5 separate regions of the Mus musculus genome follow, and regions 2, 3, 4 and 5 are each linked to region 1. Evidence: chromatin loops called from intact Hi-C (ENCODE). Cell type or tissue: gastrocnemius. All regions are shown on one strand. Region 1 has its middle 41 kb from the start of Glrx. Region 2 has its middle 100 kb from the start of Mir682. Region 3 overlaps Rhobtb3 (Rho-related BTB domain containing 3). Region 4 has its middle 140 kb from the start of Pcsk1. Region 5 has its middle 54 kb from the start of Cast.

What was found. Peaks named below come from ENCODE experiments on the same cell type or tissue, not always from the same donor. Only the 100,000 strongest peaks of a DNase experiment are listed, where the experiment ranks them.
Region 2: it touches region 1 in a loop (4-fold over the local background); 3 of 42 quality-filtered maps call a loop at or near these places.
Region 3: a loop joins it to region 1, with 2.3 times the contacts of the local background. A loop is called at or near these places in 19 of 42 quality-filtered maps.
Region 4: a loop joins it to region 1, with 5 times the contacts of the local background. A loop is called at or near these places in 36 of 42 quality-filtered maps.
Region 5: a loop joins it to region 1, with 7 times the contacts of the local background. A loop is called at or near these places in 12 of 42 quality-filtered maps.

The regions. Positions count from the first base shown.
Region 1 is chr13:75,797,153-75,801,152 of GRCm38, reverse strand. No RefSeq gene overlaps it. Among named protein-coding and RNA genes, the nearest start is that of Glrx, 41 kb to the left of the region's middle. In gastrocnemius, a CTCF peak has its summit at 2,009; DNase peaks (open chromatin) are centred at 1,941, 2,340 and 3,113; H3K4me3 peaks cover 936 bases; H3K27ac peaks cover 1,688 bases.
Region 2 is chr13:75,540,404-75,544,403 of GRCm38, reverse strand. No RefSeq gene overlaps it. Among named protein-coding and RNA genes, the nearest start is that of Mir682, 100 kb to the left of the region's middle. In gastrocnemius, no CTCF peak of the experiment used is centred here; no DNase peak of the experiment used is centred here; H3K27ac peaks cover 387 bases.
Region 3 is chr13:75,876,046-75,880,045 of GRCm38, reverse strand. Rhobtb3 (Rho-related BTB domain containing 3) reads left to right here. Exons shown (of 12, transcript NM_028493.2): 9 at 1,076-1,249; 10 at 2,507-2,673; 11 at 3,779-3,875. Among named protein-coding and RNA genes, the nearest start is that of Gm24163, 27 kb to the left of the region's middle. In gastrocnemius, a CTCF peak has its summit at 1,933 (motif pointing right); DNase peaks (open chromatin) are centred at 1,939, 2,616 and 3,609; H3K27ac peaks cover 757 bases.
Region 4 is chr13:75,225,403-75,229,402 of GRCm38, reverse strand. No RefSeq gene overlaps it. Among named protein-coding and RNA genes, the nearest start is that of Pcsk1, 140 kb to the right of the region's middle. In gastrocnemius, a CTCF peak has its summit at 1,615 (motif pointing left); a DNase peak (open chromatin) is centred at 1,607.
Region 5 is chr13:74,860,121-74,864,120 of GRCm38, reverse strand. No RefSeq gene overlaps it. Among named protein-coding and RNA genes, the nearest start is that of Cast, 54 kb to the right of the region's middle. In gastrocnemius, a CTCF peak has its summit at 2,321 (motif pointing left); no DNase peak of the experiment used is centred here.

The DNA.
Region 1 (4,000 bases):
AACTGTGTGGTATAGTATCCTGGATGCCATCTCCTGGACAAAGGCTATCTATGACTTGCCTGGAGGATGGGCCTCACCAGAGGCAGCCAGGACAAGGCTGGGGACAAGCTGATGTGGAGTTAACTCTTCCTTGCTCCTGTGGGAAGAGCCAGCACATTTATGCCTCTTTCTCCGACACTCAAGGCTGAGCTGTGGAATGGATGGGGTAAAGCTTAGCAGCCACAGGGCTGGGAGGGCCTCACGGCAGCTACTCTTCTACACTGCAGTACCATTCCAGCGCTGTGGCACCGGTGCTGCCACATTACAGTGAGACACCTTCCCCTTCCCCCTGCAAAGCCTTTAGAGCAGTGGTTCTTAACCTGTGGTTCTCGATGCCCCCCTCCCCTTGGGTTCACATATCAGATAATCTGTATATTATCAGTATACAGATAATATAACAATAACGAAATTACATTTATGAAGTAGTAACAAAATAATGTTATGTTTGAGAGTTACCACAATATGAAGGTCATAGCATTAGGGAGGTTGAGAACCACAGTTTTAGAGTCTAAAGTTTAGACCCACACCTGGCACCTGGCACTTGTTTGTTTTTTCTGCTGTTAGGGACTCTTGGCTTCAGGGGGAACCCAGGCCTACTGCTGGCAGGAGTGAGCTAGATCTGTGAAAACAGATGTTGACAAATATATCATCTGTGGTGACCCAGCAAATTCAAACTGCCTCCTGGAGTCTGCAAACTATGCCAGTCTGTATAGACGGTTTCACTAGATGGCAAACGATTGCAAAGACCATGTTCCTTTGCCATGTCTCATGTACATGCGGCCCAATCCTGTGACAGTAACAGAACCATGTGTGTTGTGGAATGGATGGGGTAAAGCTTAGCAGCCACAGGGCTGGGAGGGCCTCACAGCAGCTACTGGTCTACACTGCAGTGCTATTCCAGTGCTATGGCACCAGTGCTGCCACATTACAGTGAGACACGTTCAAGTCCAGAGCTCTCAAGTGCTATGCCCACTCCAGTGAAGTCTGCCTGTCGGGGTTGAAAAGCCTGGAGGCAGTCGCGAGGCAAAGAGTTTCAAGGAAATTCAGCCTCCTGGAACCTTGGCATTCTCATAGCCCGTATACTCAAACCCGATCCCCACGTTAGTATGGTGTATGCTCTCTTTCAGTATTGATTCATTATAAGTGCCTTTAAAGGTTGAATTTTGACATAGGTGAGCCTCTGCCAGTGTTCCAAATCCTTGAAGCTGACAATCTTGGAATTCAGTAGGAATTCAGTAAGAATGATACCTATTCAGTAACATTCAAATTCACTTCTAGTAGAGATGGTGAAACTAATTACAAAGAATGGAGCTAGGATAGCTCAGGGCTGGTCTGCAGAGTGATTACTTAGGACAGTAGCCAGTCTCACCCAAACAAGGGAATATACAAAGGCCTAGTGAATAGGTGAGTTATCCATCAAAGAGTTAGGGAATCCCCCTGGGACCAGTTTCTTCACTAGGCCCAAAGGAACAGCATAATCAAGTTTTTACTAAGAACCCCTAGTGGTGGGCTTAACAATAGACTGGCATTACACCTGGCTCCATTCTAAGTGGTAAACAGCGGCCTGGTCCCCGCCATCTTTTGATGTATAGATTCCTTTTGTTTTGTGTCACTGTAATTCAGCAGATATGTCCTGCCTGGCTTTTCTTGTTTTTTCTTCTGTATAAAAAAGTCTGTTTTTCGTTTGGACATTATACTCAGATTCAACATACTCTCTCGTGTCGTGTCTGTTTGTCACCCCACTCCTTCGCCCACCTGCAACCAGAGACCCGTTCCTCGCAGATAGGAGACCCAAAAAAGAGGTCCATCTGTGGCACTCAAGGCCGATCCAGCCTCATCTGGCTTGTTACCTATGCTGTGTACTTCCATGTGACAGGGGCAGAGGCAGAATCTATAACACGTTTTCCTGGCCTGCTCCAGCTGCCTAAGGTCGAGCCCAGCCAGCAGTGTTCCTTGTCTGTCCACTGGAGGCAGGTTTGTCACCATATCCCTGCAAGCCACTGTGAAAAGCCTTGTTTGCTTTTGCCCTAGAGTCCAGCCAGTCCCCTGACCTCTAACCCAGAACTATTTGTTCCAGGCGTTCCTCAGTCTGACATTCTAGTTGAAAACAAAGCCAAAAAAAAAAAAAACCCAAACCAAAAAAACCCAACAAACAAACAAACCTACCATCTTCCAATCATCCCTCTATATTTGGGGGTCAGATGAGCTGGTTACCTTTATGGTCTAGAGGGAATGAGTCAGTTAGCGTTTAAGCAAGAAGCAACATCTGCTGTAGTTCAGAGGCTGGCAGAGCACCAACGGCTGGGAAACTGTAGGAAGCAAGAGACCTGGCCAGAGTTCTTTAGTCCTATGCTGTGTGTCCATGAATGCCTAGGCCAGTTCCTCCTCCAACAGATATTTTGTCTCATGTTAGAAACCTTCTCTGTAGCATCTGGCCAAAACCTAAACCTATTGCTGGCCAGAGTTTTCTGAGACCCACTTCCAGCCTCAGAAATAGTTGAGGCTTGATGTCAGACTTGTCATAGCTGGCTGGGTTTTGCTTCATTTCCTCTTCCTAACAGTTGCTCAGCCAGTCTTTATTTGCATGTGGGCAAAGACTTTGGTAAAGAAAGGAGGAGCCTTGTTAGCTGCCGTCTCACTCATGGCTAAGTCATGAGTAATTCTACTAGCAGAGCTAGTATTTGATACCCCTTACTCCTTTCTGCTTATACAGAAAGGTGAGGGATTATATAGGATTATTTATGAGTTTCTGTTAATTGTAAAATTTAGTACAAATCCAGCAATGAGGGTAGTGATGGTCACTTTTTCTATTTGTTCAGAGATCATGTACAATCTTGTACCCTTTACATAACACATATACACCTTGAATACACATGTGCATATGTGCTTGCCACACCACATTCTATAACAAGGAAAGGACCTCGAGGAATGGTTTGGATAGAGGGTATGTATTTCTGCTAGTGTTCCTGGCAGGCCTTGCAGTCAGGCCTGGCTGCTAGCAGTCTCAAAGCTCACAGAATTCAGAGACCATCCACTCCAGGCTGCTGCTTATCCCACACTATCCAGCAGATGGCGCTGCACGCCGCACTGTCGCACCTGTCTGCCTTGGCTGTCAGGAAGTCAGAGTTACTACTGTGCAGTCAGGAAGTGGGTCTGCTCTCACTGAGCAGCGGTGGCTTACGCAAACCATGACTCATGGGTTTGACGAGGGCCTTTGTCAGAAGCAATGAGATCTGACCGTCACCACCCAATGGAAAGCAAAGTGCCTAGCTGGCCGGAGATCATGGTTGCTCACCGTTGATGCCTGGCTTTTTCAGGCAGCATGAGTTCATGCGGAATTTCAGAACCTGGCTGTGACTGATTCACTTTCTGTAAACGAGGGTCACCATTTCCACTTCCTCCGCTTGGGCTATTATTTGAACTTCGAGGTCAGCAACTGTTCTGGTGCTTACCGGAGGCTTTTGAGTATTTCATAAGTACTATTTCTTTCCTCTTCTTAAAAGTTTACTTTGCGATAAGGTCTCAGTATGTAAGCCTACCTTCTTGGAACTGGCTATGTAGATCAGTCTGACATCCAGTCCACCCGCCTCTGTTTCCTGAGTGCTGGGATTAAAGGCACATCTCACCACCCACTCATCGCAGCAACATTTAGCACAGATCTGAAGTATGAAATTGTTATCTCTCAGCCCTTCAAAAGTGGGTTAGTCTCAAATATCATACTGCTCTGCTTTTGCCTGGAGGGCAGGAGAGTAACCTCCATAGAATGCCTGAAACTTGGATGGTATTAAACTCTATACACACCGTTTTACTATATATATACATATATATCTTATCATATATGTGGCTGTATCTTTTGTAGTTTGTGAAGCCATAGAAAGTTAGTTCAGACTTCTTCTTTTCCTTTTTTTTTTTTTATTTTATTGTTAGAAGATCTTAGCAGCTCCAACATAATTCTTTTATT
Region 2 (4,000 bases), 260 kb after region 1:
AGCCAGTCTTAACTGGAATACAAGGCCAAATTGGTAGGGTGTGGTGAAATGATGCAGGGCCTTAAAAACAGAGTAGAAAAGATGAGACTTAAAGACCACACAGAGTTCGATTTACCTTTCAAGGTGAAGTGTGACTTTAGATGATCTTGTTTGATACTGCTACTTGGACTTGAAGAGTCTAAAAGGTGACTTTTCGGACCCTTGATAATCTAGGTATGAGATGGTAAAATGACAGAGAAGTCTAAAAGTGGAGGAAAAAAAAGACATTTCAGAGGAATTAATCACTTGAGTGGTTGTTTAGATTTGACAAACAGAGAAAAGACCTTATTCAAAGTAGAGTTTAAGGATATTAGCCTGGGTGATCAAGCGAAAGGAGTTGATGTCTTAAATTCCATTCTCACAGAGTTTGAGCTGATTGCTTATGAGAACCTCCTCCTGGTTTGGAGTCTTTTCCCCATGGTGCAGATTTCACAGCTCTAGTTTTAAAGGTGTGTCTTATTTTCCTTAAGGAAAAATAACATTTGGAAGAAAGTTGCTTGGTTCCTTGCACCTGCCTTCTGAGCGTTGTTGACTTTGCCACTTAGTTATCTCCTTGTTAAATATAGAGAGAGATCCCTGGGGCGCATTAGTCTCCACAGCTGGGAATGAATTTAATCTTTGGGAGAAAACAAAACTGCTTACCTGGAATATTTGTTCTCTGACTAATCATGTAGTAACGTTGATCCACCCTTATACTGCCTGAGTTCCCAAAGGTCTTGGCTTTGGGAGAGGAACATTGGAAATGGTTTGATTTACACATGTGATTACAACAGCCACCTGGAGGATCTGGTAACACTAGGAGAGTAACTAACTTTGAAATGTCCAAAGAACAGAAGTCTGTTTGTCTTTTATTCTGTTAAAAAAAAAAAGAGCTCTTAGCATATCTAAGGGATATTCTATTCTATCACTACATCTCCTTCATCCTGAGAGAGGACAATATAATTTTGTAATATACATATACTATAAAAGGTGTGTGCCAAAAGTCTATGAAAGCAAACATTTGTTGTGATAAAAATGTTATGATTGAATCCTTCCAATAGCCCTACAAGGAAGATAGTAACATCATTTCCATTTACAGACAAAGCTGCCAAAAAGAAAAAGAAAAAAAAAAGAAAAAGAAAAAGAAAAAAGAAAAAGAACAAAGCAAAAACAAAAAGGCAGATGCACAGTGAGAGAAAGTGAGCTGGATGACTGGCCATCTAATTTTCAACCCTGACTTTTCCTTCACTCTCTTGTATAGAACTTGGGCCAGAAGTCAAATATGGAGAAGCAGCCAAGCTCAGAGAAGCAGCCAATTTGTTTACATGTTTTATTTTTAAATTATGTGACATTACTTTTTCCAGATTGTTTGAACTTGTCTATTACAAAAAACAATTCAAGGCTTGTATGTTGCTCTCCTTGTCTATAGCTTTTGTGATATAATTATGCTACAAAGCTCACAGTTTTGCTATTTATCCAGCAAGTTCAACCAAGAAGTTTTACTTTTTGCAAGGTCCTGCTTGTCTTGGAAAAAAAATAGGTGTTCCCCAACCCCCTCACTATATTAAGCTGACTGGGACTACAGCTTGTACTTGGTTTTTGGCTTGAAACCAAGGCTGTTGTGCAAGAGAAGGGCCAAGTGGGTAGGTTTCAACTTTATCTTGTGTCAGCTGTTTTAACAAGGGCAGCGTTTTGAGGAAATTATAGCCACATTATTGCAGGAAATGCAGGCTTGGGAATGCAGGTGCTCTGTTTGGGTTTATCCCCAACTAAGTTCTGTCTTTAGGACATCTGTTGATCTAAAGAACAGTTCTTTGAAAGATGGCTGCTTCTCTGAGCTTGATTTCTGTGCTTGTGAGAAATTATCAGCATTGCTTCTTTTAAGAATTTGGCACCAAAAAATACACTGTCTACCCTTTCTCTGCTGTTTGACATCATCACATTCCATTGTCAGAAGGACTCTTAATTTTTTTCTAATTTGTTCCTACCTTCTTGCCACCGACTCCTTAAACACACTCTCAGAAAAGCCATTATACTGTTAAGTCCCCAAAGAAAGTCAAGTTTCTCTTTATGGCCAATTCCTGGTTGTGTCTAAATAGCAGAAGAAGCAAGCCATAGCCAGTGTAATCCAAGTCTATAGGCAGGCACCTTCCTGTTTATTTTGGCGAACACCTAGCCAGTGAAGCTGATAATGTGTACACGAGGAGGAAGACGTCACAGTGGATTATGTATATGTAGGTTACAGTGAAAAACAAAAACCCTTATCAGTAACTTAATTCCTTACCTAATTTCACTCCAAGTTATAATTGAAGCAAATCTATGCAGAAGCTGCCATAAATGGAGATAGAAATTACTTCCTGCCATTTACTGGGTAAGATCCCTCCATAAATAATAAGAGATAATGACAAGAAACTTTGGATCCTTAGCATAAATGATCAGAGATTCCTTAGTTGTTCAAGTCACTCCAAGGTGCTCTTTCCTCATCAAATGAAATTAATGCATGTGAACAATTTTTCCACCTCAGTAGTTCCAAGGAACTTACGAACAATTATGATTTTTCATAAGAGAAGCCAGTTGGTAACCTTGAAGCCAGCTGCCTCCTGCCTCAAACCTATCACATGGAAAAGTTAAAAGGAAGATAAAAAAAAAAAAAAAAACCAAGTTCCAGGAGATGGGAACAAACCAAGCTACAGTCCTAACTATTCTCCCCGAACACCTGCCATTGCCTCAGGGGAGCAGACTCCTCCACCCTCTCTCTGTAATTGTGCACTGCTGTTTCCAGTTCATTTAACCACTTTGCAAGCTGTTTCCTGCTTATCCACAGTTGACTGCATGATTCTCAAATTCTCTTGTTTGAAGGCCCCAGTTTACATCTTATTCCATTACCATCTATGGCTGAAGTGTCTAAATCTAGATGGCTTCTACTCTCCAACTGGACTACACAGGTTGGGTCCCTAAAGTTACCAAGTTATATGAAGTGAGGTGTCAACCTCACACTGATCAGGGAAGTGGCAACATACTCATCAGAGCTGGCACACAGAGATACAGGCTTGAAGACTATTTCTATCAGTGAACTCCTGATCACAGCCTTTAGCATTTATTCATGTGGACAAGTCATACATTTCATCGAAATTCTCCACGATGCTTTGAAAAACAATGTCCTACTCTTGACAACCTGCTATTCTGATCTTTTTCATTCGGGACCCAGAAATAGTTCTTAAAAGCTTGGTAAATGGTTCTAAAGGAACAATTTATCCTAAATAAATAGGTCTTTGAGCCTTTATCATTTGGTCACATAGCTAAAAATGAAGTCTCTGCCAAGGGTTTTGTAGGGCTCTGGGTTTTATTATTATTCATTATTGACTTACCTGCAATCAGTATAAAGTTTGTGAACATCAACATCTTCATTTTTATGTGGATTTTGAGTTAGAACAGACTTTGTAAGTCATTGTGTTTCTGAGTCCTGGGCTTTGTGAGCTGTGTAAATAATAGCAGTGTCTGTTCGGACTACTATCCTATTACCCCTTCAAAACTTAGACTCTTGTTTTCTAGTGTCCTGTTCAGGTCTGGAAAGACAGTGATGACTTTTGTCTCCATATTGGGTTTTCTGTACATAGGTTGGTTTTGGTGTACTATATCTGAGTACATTGTGACGTCTAGGACCGCTCCTTTCTTTCCAAAACATATTAGGTTCTGCTTCAGCTTACCAACCTAACATTCTAGTTCTTCATGAAAACTAATATGTACAGTGAAAATTATTACTCCACTGTTCCAAAATCTGACTATCTGGCCTGATTCTGCCCCATTCCTCCTCTGCCCTGGACCTTCTAACACGGACTGAGCTTGAGGCATTGTGGCATGAGGTGTTCTATGTGAAAATGCCTGGGTTGGAAGCTGGCTAGACATCTTCGAGCTGGATGAGCTTAGGCCCAAGGCCTATCTTTTAGTTTTGTTGTCTACCTTCTTTATCTTCTATAACTTT
Region 3 (4,000 bases), 79 kb before region 1:
TATTATGGCCTTTAGCATAATTGGCTGATGCTGGGAGTCAAACCATAATTTCTGCTTCCCTCAGCATTGGTGATCATGAGGCTGGGTGTGGACTTGTTGGCAATTAACTTGGAAATGCTGGATTTGTTGTGGTTAGCCTAGACTTTGGAGCTAGGCTCGGGTTTTGTTGCAGGGGGTGGGGGGAAGTATAACTTGGAAGTGAATGCTAGGTACTGGCCTGTTAGTTTACCTGAGTTCAAGTTCTCTAAAATGGAGTCTGGACTTAAAAGATTTGGTTTCTCACCATTTCTGACACAATGATGGTGGATGTTCCGTGATGATCTGTGGAACTGAAGGCTGTTATGTGGATTCATGGTAGACATTACAACAACAGGAACCTCATGAGTTCCATGTCATCCCATCTGGTGCTGTCTTTGTGAAGTGAAACCATATCTGGAAAACTCAGCAGTTTCCCTAGAGAGTCAGTGTCCAGCTCAGGGGCTTCTCATTTCACAGAAAAGGCTCTGCTTGTGTTGCAGCAGTGGGAAGATGGCATGGCCATGCTCATCAGCTCTGCAATGTCCCCAAGGTCAAGACTGTGCTCCTTGGCTTGGCTCGGGACAGCCTCTTGGCCATTCCTTCTGTGAGGTGGGCTATTTCCTTTGCTTTGCAGTTTTCCTTTCCTGGTGTAGGAAATCCTTTCCAAGACAGTTCTGTGTGAGGTTGACCACAAGGTAATGGTTGAGATGTTTTCCTGGGTGGAACATGGTCAGAGGTAGCAGTATTTCAAGTCAATCATGATGGATAGATGCTGTTCTAAAAACACAAGGCAAAATCTGTCATTCCAATTCTTTGGTCTTAAGGAAATCTAAACTAACAACTGTTTGTCTGGTTTGCAGATTGTTGGGCTCTAAGACAAGTTTAAAACTCTGTTTCTATGCTGTTTAAGAAGCCTCTGGAGCAATGCCAGTTATATCCCCTGTGAGGCTTCTACGCAGCAGCCTGGCCTGTCATGGACAGTGGCCCTCCAGTTTGAACACGCTTGGAACTCTACAGTATTACAGTTCTTGATTTGTTTACCTCTCTCGCCTTTCAGGAGCAACTGTGCCAGCCCACAGGGCCATCTTGGTGGCACGATGTGAAGTGATGGCTGCCATGTTTAATGGTAATTATATGGAAGCCAAGAGTGTACTGATTCCAGTTTATGGCGTTTCCAAAGAGACATTCTTGTCATTTTTAGAATACTTATACACAGACTCTTGTTGCCCAGGTATGAATTTTGCATGGTATAAGACAATCTCATCATACTTTCTTCTTACTCGTTTTGATAGATTGCTCTCGGTGAAATCTGTTTTGTTTAAGGTCAATCAGAGTTGATACCGTGGCATTTGCTGAGCAGTTTGGAGTTGAGATAGGGAGAACATTGCATTCTCAGTTAGTTCAAATGGATCTTCCATTTGAAGTTCATGCACTCCAGTGTCCTAGCTGGCACTAGCAGCAAGGTTACTGATTGCTCTAGATACCTGGGAACAGTTATTTGGGGTACCTAGTGGTTGCTCTAATTTTAGAGTTTAGAGAGCACAAATAAGAAGGGCTAGACAACAGATTTCATAATCCTCACATCTGGTTGAGATATTTTTCAGGACTTTTAGTACTGTGAGACTCCTGTAATATTTCTGGCTCTGAGAGTGTAGAATATTTAAAGGCTGCTCTACTTCCAAAGTCAGACTCCCCTAAAATTGGCATATCTGTAAACATTCCTTGAGATGTTTAGAATCCCAGTAGATTATAGGATTTATTTCTAAATTCACTAACCAAATTCTCTCACTAACCACTAGCAATGTTAATAATAGTTAATAATGTGTAGCAGCTACACACTAGAACTGATCTTGGGAGATTACAATCCTTTGAACAAGGTGCAGAAGCCCCTAGGAATGTTTTATCCTATTTGTCCACCAGATGGCTCCCTCCTCAAACACAGCTCAAATGAGAAAATTCCTTCTCTAGTCAATGGTCTCAGGCTTCCTTCCCAGTTCTGTGTTTTGGAGTTGTTAATGCTGATATTAATAAGGGTTGACTTGCTATTTTTGCTTGGCAAAAATGAAAACATTGGTTATTAGTAGAAAATTGTTATCATTTTCTCAATAGGAATTTGGATACTTAATAAAAAATGTGATCACTAATCAGAAAAAATGCTCAGGAAAGTAATAGCAACTATGGGCACAATACTTTAAGAATTAAAAGGTTATTTGGGGAAGATTAGCCAAAATGAAAACTCAGAGTTCAGTTAAATACTAGTGTTTATGTGTGTGCATATGTGAGCATTTTTTTAATCAAGAAAAGTGGAGACTGTTGGTCTGTTTATATTAAGTACTGCCGAAATAATAACAATGTTGTTGGTGTCATAGCTACAATGGAATGTAATAGATGTAACAAATAGAAGTACACACCAGTAATGTGTGTTTTCTTTTTGTTTCTCAGAGCAGTAGTCTAACCGTACATCTTCTCTCATTTGCTCTCTCATCAGCTGGCATTTTTCAGGCCATGTGTCTCCTGATCTGTGCTGAGATGTACCAGGTCTCTAGACTGCAGCACATCTGTGAGCTGTTCATCATCACACAGCTGCAGAGCATGCCCAGCAGGGAGCTGGCCTCCATGAACCTCGACATTGTAGACCTGCTCAAAAAGGCCAAGGTGGTTGGCTTGGGTCAGGGTGGGGCTCTTTTGATTTAAAATACACAGATACTCCTTTTATTTTTCTGTGTTTTAACAGCAATATCGAGACTAGTATTCATTCAAAAGTTTGGCTGAATGAGGCTACAGTTTCTTTGCACTGGTTTTTACAGTTAAGTAATTTTGAAGCATTAGGTTAGAAGTTACATATGCGTATTTTTTTTTCCCCAATCGTGGTACTAATCCAGGTTCCTTGAGTGTGGCTGTGTTAAGAACAGTGGCAGTACAGGAAATAGAATTTTCTTCCTACATTACTGAAAGGAAAATGGTAGGATTAGTCTGTATATGCCAACTGACATAGTTCCCAAAACTCCTTTCTCCCTCATTCATTAATCATTCATTCATTTCATGAGCATATTTTCGAATTCAGTGGTATGGTGAACATTTGTTGAGTTCACCTGACAAGCCTTGCTGATTAGGAATCTAGGAAAATGAAAAGTGTAAAGTTGGGTATCACCTCACTGGCTTCTGGCTCCTCGAATGCCCAGGCCCTCACTGTTAAGAATGGTGCTCCTACTAATTCTGGGAGACACATGCAGATTGCACAAGTCACTGTGAACAGCTGTGGTTATAAAGTGTAGTAGGAGGCTGGCCCGTGGCCTACACGAACCAGGTATTTCTGGAAGGCAGGCTGGGGCTGAAAGAGAGACTAGGTGGCGAGAAAAGAATGAAGCCAAGACAAATTTTTCTCTGATCAAGGTCATCGAGTTTATTAAGAGACTGTGCTTAAAAGGGGGATTTCCCCCCCCCCCCCCCCGCCAGTCCATGTCGCCATGCTGTTGCTTATTCAGGAATGTCTCAGGAAGATAGGTTCAGCCTCTAGGCAGGTAGCAGAAGAGCAGGGCAGTTGTCACTTCAAAGGAAGCCAGCCAAGTCGGAAAGCTGCACTGCAGGTGGCCCCACCTCAGTGGCGACAAGGTCTGCATCAGCCTGCTTCAGGCTGGGGGACGCTCCAATAAAGAGCTGAGCATATGGAAGCTGAAGAGGTGCACAGCAGAGCAGTGCCTCTGAGCACACAGCTGAGCAGATCGGAAATGGAATGCATTTTCTTTTTCCTTTCTTGCAGTTTCACCACTCAGACTGCCTTTCCACCTGGCTGCTTCATTTCATCGCCACTAACTACCTCATATTCAGCCAAAAGCCTGAATTTCAAGACCTTTCAGGTACATTGCTGATTTCTGCTTTGAAAAGAAAATGTTATAGCTTTCCTTTGTGATTTGCAACATAATTAACAGAAACAAATGCTTTAACTTGAGAACATAAATATAATGCTACCCACTTCCTTTTA
Region 4 (4,000 bases), 570 kb after region 1:
GCTGCTGCCCCATAATCACACACGTCCACCTAGGAGCACCAGTCTCTTTTACTTTTAGATGTAGTTTCAGAAACTCTTGTTTAAAAAAAAGGTCTGATCCTTCTGTATGAGGAAGCTAGGATAATTACCCTGCTACAGAGGCAATTGAGCACCAGTTCCTTTGATTTCTTTTCTCCTTCACATCTTTCATCGTCTGCCTTTAGTTTTAGAAGATTTCATGTCTCCATTATTTTGTGCTAAGCTAACCTCAGCTTTTCCTGCCAAGACCAGGCTCTACAGTTCAACCTCCCTCTTGAAACATCAGCATCCCTCTGCTAGGGATTACTTTTAGTGGATTCACTTGAATTCAGTAACAAGAAATCTACTTCTGACCTACTCCCCTTATTCTCTGGACCCTATGTCTTCTTTTTTATTTTTCATATAAGCTTCATAAAGGACTAACCTATATGGAGCAAGACTATATTCACTGTTGGCAGCCTCTGCAATCTGCTTCTCTTGTTAGGTACCTGCACACTAGCTGTTGTGGACTTTGTGTTGCAGCTCATTTCTGGGGCATTTGCCTCTGTTGGTTGAGTTTCACTGCTCCACAGAGAATTCTGCTCTTGGTTTGTCTTGTTTGTTTCTGTCTTTTTTCACTGTGGCCTCCTCTGCTTCCCACCACTTGTGCTGGGTGGTCCAGCTGTCTGTTTCTTTCCTCCCAGTACTGGCAATCTTCTTGGATGAGCTTATCCACACTCAACATTTTAATTACTAACTTTGTGCCAATGACACTGTCTTTAGTACCTTACCGTCCCTCCCCTGATCTTCAGGCTCAACAATTCCATCACCTCCTAGGTACTTTTTCTCTGGATATTCTCCAGATGTTTGGCTCCATTTCTCAAAACGCACCTTCCTCCATTTTCTTCAATTTCTATTTGTCACTTTTTTTTCCCCTGTTATAAAATGTTAGAATTTCTCCCTCCTCCACTTCAGAAAACTGATTATTAAATCCTAGGACATGTCCATCTTTTCTGTCTCTCAGACTGATTCCATTCTTATTCTCCATACACTGTTAGAGCTGAGCATTCTCTGGCCTTGACCACCTCAACAACTGCCTCGCTGGACAGGGTTTCTGTAATTGCTCTGCTCTGTGCCCCTGCTCAAGAGCTTCTGGACCAAAACCACCTGTCTAAATCCACTCAGAATCCTACAGGGGAAACCCACTCCTTGTCTAGCATGCTCTAGCCCACTCTGAAAACACCAGCACCACTCAGCATGCCTCACTGACTGCAGTAATAATGCTCGCGGTAGTTTTCTACCACCACTCTGTTCTTTTCTTTCCTTGCTTCCTCTTTTCTCCAGTACACATGCTTTGCTATGAAGACTTAAGTTGGTCTTATGAATTTCAAGTAACTATTATAGTCTTCATGCTTGGGTCTGTAAAAAAGACAGGCTTCAGTTGAATAGTCACTTTAGTTGTTTTAATCCTCAATGCAGTCAGAAGGAGGACTGGGAATACAGTATTCCTGTGCCCCCCTGTGATTAAAAACTTGCCAAGGTGTGTAGATTTTCATACCAATGCGGCTCCAAACCCAGAAGCACTCGCCTGTTCTGAAGCACACACTGCCCTCCAGTGGAACTCCTTGGAAGGACACACCTGATCTGCCATGACGAGTGTTTCCAGTTATTTTTCCCCATCAAGCATGCTTTGAACAATGTCAAATTTTAATTCAAAATGATTTTATTTGACTAAAGAATATTTTTCAAGTCAAATCTAGTAGTGAAGGCTTTTAATTCCAGCTATCTGGGATGTAAAGGTGTGAGGACCTCAAGTTCAAGGCCAGCCTGAGAAAAACAGTGAGACCCTGTCAATGACTAAGTAAACATAAGAATCAGGCCATAGCTCAGCGATATGCCCCAATTCTTGCCTGGCATTTGGAAAGCTGGAAAATTTAAACCTGATGCTTAACAAACCCTACAACTAAAACTAGGCTGAAGCAAAAATAAAACTTACTTTGGAGCGTTTAAGAATTTGTTCTGTGAAGAGAGCAAACACAGTCACCCTGACAAGCTACTTCATCCAGTGCAACCCTTACTTAACACCAGTATATCCTTTTTTTGGTTTTCAACCACGGAAAGGATGATGGTAAAGGCAACTATAATCTCTATATATCTATATATAATACTGGTTAATATTATGTAAAGCTGTATTTTATGTAATTTATGGTTTTGCTACAGAGTGACTTTAGAGAATTCTCTAATATGATAGAGCAAGAGTAAATTATTAGAAAACTATTAAATAATATTAAATTATATTCATAGACACACTGGTAGAAGATGCCACAAAGCCACACAGCAACTGGGCATCAAGGTGTCTGAATTTCTGTAGATGCTAGCTGGCTGCTCTGAAATGCATGTAGCCACATCTGCACTTGGGGCTCATAATGTGTGCTTGTGCAGAGTGTCACATTAACATCTTGCTTGGCATATGCCCTTTTAGATGAAAGACACTGCTAAGATTAAAGCTGACCTGCTGTATTGGGCAAAGGGCAGCCTGGATGCAGGGACACTCTTCTTCTGTCCACTGTCTGTGACTTTAGAAGTCCTCAGGGCAGGATCAGAGAATGGAGAACTAAGAACATACTTCAGATGTCTTAGAAACCAATAAAACTGTTGCTTGACCTCTTCTTTCTTAAGTTGCCAAAGCCATGGGGAAAGCTCTTTTCCTTCCTCCCTCTGTCCCTCTCTTATTCTCTCTTCTTCCAGCATTACCACCACCACCACCACTTCTTCCTATACCTCCTCCTTCTCCTTCTCCTTCTCCTTCTCCATCTTGTTATTCTTTTGTCTTAGCTTCATCTACTCAGAATCACTTGTTAGAAGAACTTGAGGTAACTTTTTTTAAAAGGGAAAAGGATGGACAGATTTTACTTAGAGTGTCTTGTTCATCCCTATTTTTTCAAGCCTGAAATTTACAAAATAGAAGTTGTTCAACTGCTGCTGCTTACATAAATCTCAGGAAAAGCCAAGTATCAGACAGAAAGGTTAAAAGAGAAAAAAGAAAAAGAAATGAAAATAAAATCTACTTTTGGTCTGCTTTCGTGTTTTAAACACATATTTCAGGCCTCAGGTTCCAACACGCCAGGTCACGACTGTACTCCGTTTTGCATGGTTCCTTGTTTTATAACCTAACATTATGTTTCATCCCTTCCTGTTTTGCTTGTGCTCTGCTTCATTTATTATCCCTTCTTTCTTCATTTGAAATCCTTGTTTACTATGTTAGAGTTCCGTGGGGCGTGGAACTTACAGTATCAGTAACTCCCAAAGCCCAGAGAATATATAAACATAATAAAATGCCTGGACTTTGACTCTGGAAGAGAAACATGTGATCAACTACAACTTCCCTAAAGATAACTGCTCTGAAGTTTAGTTCACAGAAATTTAATGTTCCATAATATAAATGGCTCACCTGTTGCTTTTGATGAGTTCTAGCCCACTCTTCCTGGATGTGGACTCCTGGGAAGAGGGTCTTTGAGATAGCAGATGGCTCAGCCCAGAGGTGAGGTCATTGAAAGAACATGGTAACACTTTGTACTTGGAAGACTGCCTGACTATTTGTGCCTCAGAGCCTTGGATTCTGGTCCTTGCTTAGACCTTTGCACCTTGGCAAGCCCAATTTATCTTTCAGTCTTGAACTGAGTGCCACTGTCGTGGTAGCAATTCTGAGTGTCCGTCTATGGATTGGCCTATGGGTACAGTAACTATGCACAACAGCACCATAACTTGCTCTAGCTTGGAAATAAAAATGTTTATGAGGGAAAAGATGGCAACAAACATCTCTCTTAATACTGAATAAAGTAAGGAGAGGCCAGGTGCCTGGCTTCAGTGGTTCTTAGCAATGATCTTAACTACTGTCAGGTACCGATACCATCCATGCGCTTTAGCTATGCAACTTGATTTGAGCACTATATGAGAGAAGAGTGGAATCACAACTTTGATACCATACTGCCAAGAAAACGTG
Region 5 (4,000 bases), 940 kb after region 1:
TCATAATTGCCACCCACTAGAGACTTAGTCTTCTATCTCTCAAATAACGTCAGCAGCAGAGACATCCTGATCTTCCAACATCACACTCCTTTATTAGTTTGCTCTGACTCACCCTCCTCATATTCTACCCCCAGATAAACTTTCCACTAAATGATTTATCTTTCCTTGTATCAAGTAGCACACAAGCCACTGCCTTCTTTCCTCCTTATTTTGTACCACATACTTATTTAGTGTCTCATTTGTGCTTGGGCATTCATATAGACAGCTTTAATCAGACCCCACCGTGATCCAGCCAAGTAGACATCATTCCTCTGGGTTGCTAAAGAGAGAAATCAAGTGGCTCGATGGCTCAGCACTGACTGTTGCTGAGTCATTTCAGACACATCAGTAAATAAACGGGATTGGGGGATCAGAGAGCAAAGAAAAGCCAGAGAGGTTCTTGTCCTAGAGGATGAAGCTGTATTGTTATAAGAATTTGTATAGCACTCAGAGTGAGAAAGCTTTGGTTGTACTGCTCGGATATAACAAAACTGCTATGCTATTCTATAAATAAGCTCTAGCTCCTGTGCTTAATGAGATCTTACAGTTTCCCTAAAGGAAAGTGTACAGATCTGTACTGTCAATTTCCTCTTCTCCTGCAGCATAAGAGTCATGTCTACCTTTTTCCCATCATTTCTTTCCATTAAAGCTAGAACTTGACCCTTAGACTGTCTCCCCGCTATCCTTATACTCACACTCAGACATGACTAGAAGACAATACTATCATTTATCATTCATCCAAGCATGTGGGGGGGAAATGTTCTTCCCCTGTTAATTTGTCTCTAGGATCTGTTCTTCATCTCTTTGTCACCCAGAAAGTTTATATAGATTTTTGTACCTAAGCTTTGAAGGTCTCTGGGTTAATTTGCCAGTTTAAACATTATATGAATGATGAATTCAGAGACAGAGAAATCCTGTGCTAAGGGCAGAAACAACAGAAGGATCCATTTTCAAATGAAGGAATGGGAGTGGAGGAAAAGTAGTAAAAAGAACAAATACCTTCTGTTGCTCTCGTGACAAGACTTCCAAGTACTTGAATTGGGTTCTTGCCCAAAAGTCTCTTCTTTCTGTCTTGGCTCTCTATAATTCTTGTTTTCCTTCCTTTTCTGCATATCCTTTCTATGCCTCTAATCCTCTAAGTAAACCTGAACCTGAAAGAGGTTTATGCATATTTATTTAAAGAAAGGCTTCTCAGGCTTAAAAAGTAAGCAACTCCCTCATTAACTAACATCCAGGTACCTAAAGGAGACTTTATTCTGAAACTTGAAGCCGTAACAGTCCCAGAGAGACGGCCCCAGTGAAGATACCACAGGTATGCTTACCTGTTTCCTGTGTTTAGAGTTCCGTCTATGGAGTGCTTCCATCTGCTCTTCTTCTATTTTGTACTGCCTTCCATTTCCCCCTCTACCTTTCATATAGTGTTTGCTTCTCTCTGCCCTTCCCTTCCAGTTTTCTCTCTAGCACTTCTCCCAGATGTATCTTTCCACCCTTTTGTACTATCTCTCCTCCCCTTTCTCTTCCTCCATCTTCCCTTGGGGCCTCTACTGCCATCCCCCTGGCTTCCATTATTTGTTTTACTACCACTTTTCAAAGACCATAAAATACAAGGGAAACTTTATTAGAATAGATTGTGTTTATCATATTTTGTGATCTCCTTTAATTAACAGGTGAAGAGTATTTCACATTTCTAATACGTAAAAAGAAATACCTAATTGGTATACTTAATTAATTGTTTCCTCTAGGATCTAAGAGAAAGTTAAGGTTTTTACTCCCAACACTACATATACAAGATTCCTAAGGAAACAATAGATTTTCTGATCAATTTATATTTGGAAGTTTTTTCTTATCTCCATAGTGTTTATTTAAGCTGAGAATATAGAGAGGAAATCGATTATTTATTAGGTTAGATTATTAATCTAAAAGGTACAAAACTGCTAATGCAGAGGTTGCATTTCAGTTTCATTTTTGAGTATTTCTCTCTCTCTCTCTCTCTCTCCCCCCTTTCTCTCTCCTATCTCTCTCATTGAAGACCTGAAGCTGACAAATTAGCTTTCTTACATTATATAGTAGCACATTTCTTTTCTACATTTTCAAATAAAGTTTCAGAATATATTTAACTCTTCACAGACCAAGGCCAACACCATCTTCCTAATTTTGTCATCGTGTCAAATGATCAAAATGTATGCATATTTAATATCATCAGAGAAGTTATGCAGCATTTGGTAAATACTACAATGAAAATCACTGTTTTATCCAACATCATAGTCAGCTGCCATCTAGTGTTTTAACAAAGAAATTGCAGTTAATGACCCATGAAGCCAAGGTCTTCACTTTCTCTGATTTGAGGGTTGGACTCCAATTGTTATGGCTTTATACTCTTCTCTGCATTAGGGATCTGTCTATAATGATTATTCTCAACCATTCTGAGTAGCAGAGTTTCACCTGCTACAATCAGGTAGTGTTACTCTGGCCAGTATGGAAGAACATTAAAAGACATGTTCTGGTTTCAGACTTAGGGAGAGCAAGGGGGTGGGGCTCAGGACATAGGACACAGTAATATAGGAGTGCAATGCATGCTTTATGCCATATTGATGTATCAGCAATCAGTATGTTCTTAATGACTTTTCTACTCAACACTTTACAAATTATAGTGCATGCTAAGGCTTCATGCTCTAGAGAGGGAGACACACAACAGATAAATAAATATTACAAAAATAGGAGTGGTAAAATAAACTCATTGGAGAAGGCCACTCTGTTCAATGTACACAAGAAAAGCCTTTTCTTAAAAAGTGGAATTTCAGTGAAACTCAATACCAAGAATATGGCAAACATAGAATAGCTGGAAAAGTCACTCCAGATAGAGAGATCAGCATTCAAGTACCCTGAGTTCCCTGTGGAAAAGAACCAGAAAAGGAGGGGTATGTATCTGAGGTGCTTTGAATGACAGTGGCGTAGCAATTGTCCCTAAATATTTTGATTCAGAACATAAACGGAAAGGCCGTTTCCCTTTAGGCATTTACATTTTAAAAATCAATAAATAGTATATCACATATTTATTGGGATTCCTGAGGATATAAAAAGCAGAAATCCAAATTAAAATAAATTATCCAGAAAAAACAAATCAAGGGACAAAGCACTTTCTGGATTAGGTATCTAGAGAAGACTTAAGAATATATAGAGATTCTAGGACCTGGACTTCTGTCACTGGCTTCCCTCTCTATTGCTTTTTGGGTGTTGAATTAAGTTTTTCTTCCATTTGGCTAGAACCATGGCTGCTCACAGTTCTTAACTTACACACTCTGCTCCAACTAAGGAAGAAATAAGGTTTCTTTCTTCTCCACCCAATTGAAAAGCACTCTGAAGACACTCTGGGTACATTCATTGGATTCTTTCTCAGACCAGCCACTCTGGCCTGTCCTAAGAAACAACATGTATATCCCAAATGGCCAGATTAGTTGCTGCTTTAGAAGGAAAGAAAGAAAATACATTTAACACTATTTCTACTATAGAAATAATGTATCCTTTTCAAGAAGTCTTAAATATTAAAGTACAGAAAAATGAAAGTCACCAAGATGAACACCTAATGATTCCTACCTAATGGCTGTCTAGGTAAAAAGTGAATCATAGCTAATGACCCCTTTAGTAGCATATATAAACCACCCACTTTTCCAGACTTGGTTCCTCTGTTGACCATTCCATGTTGATTCAACATTATAAACTCATTTCTTATGGTTTTGAAGTATGTTCTCTGCGAGGAGCCATGGCCTCAACCATGGCCTTGGGGAAAATTTCTAGCTTACGTAAACAGTCCTGAGAAAGCATTCATGGTCATAACAGAAAGTATGTTTGTGGGTAAAGAGGACACTGTGACCATTGGTTCCAGAAGCTGAACATTGCCACCTGACCTTCAGAGAGCCCCCACAGCTCTCTCCCCCTCCCTTGGAGCCTCCTCTTGCTTATG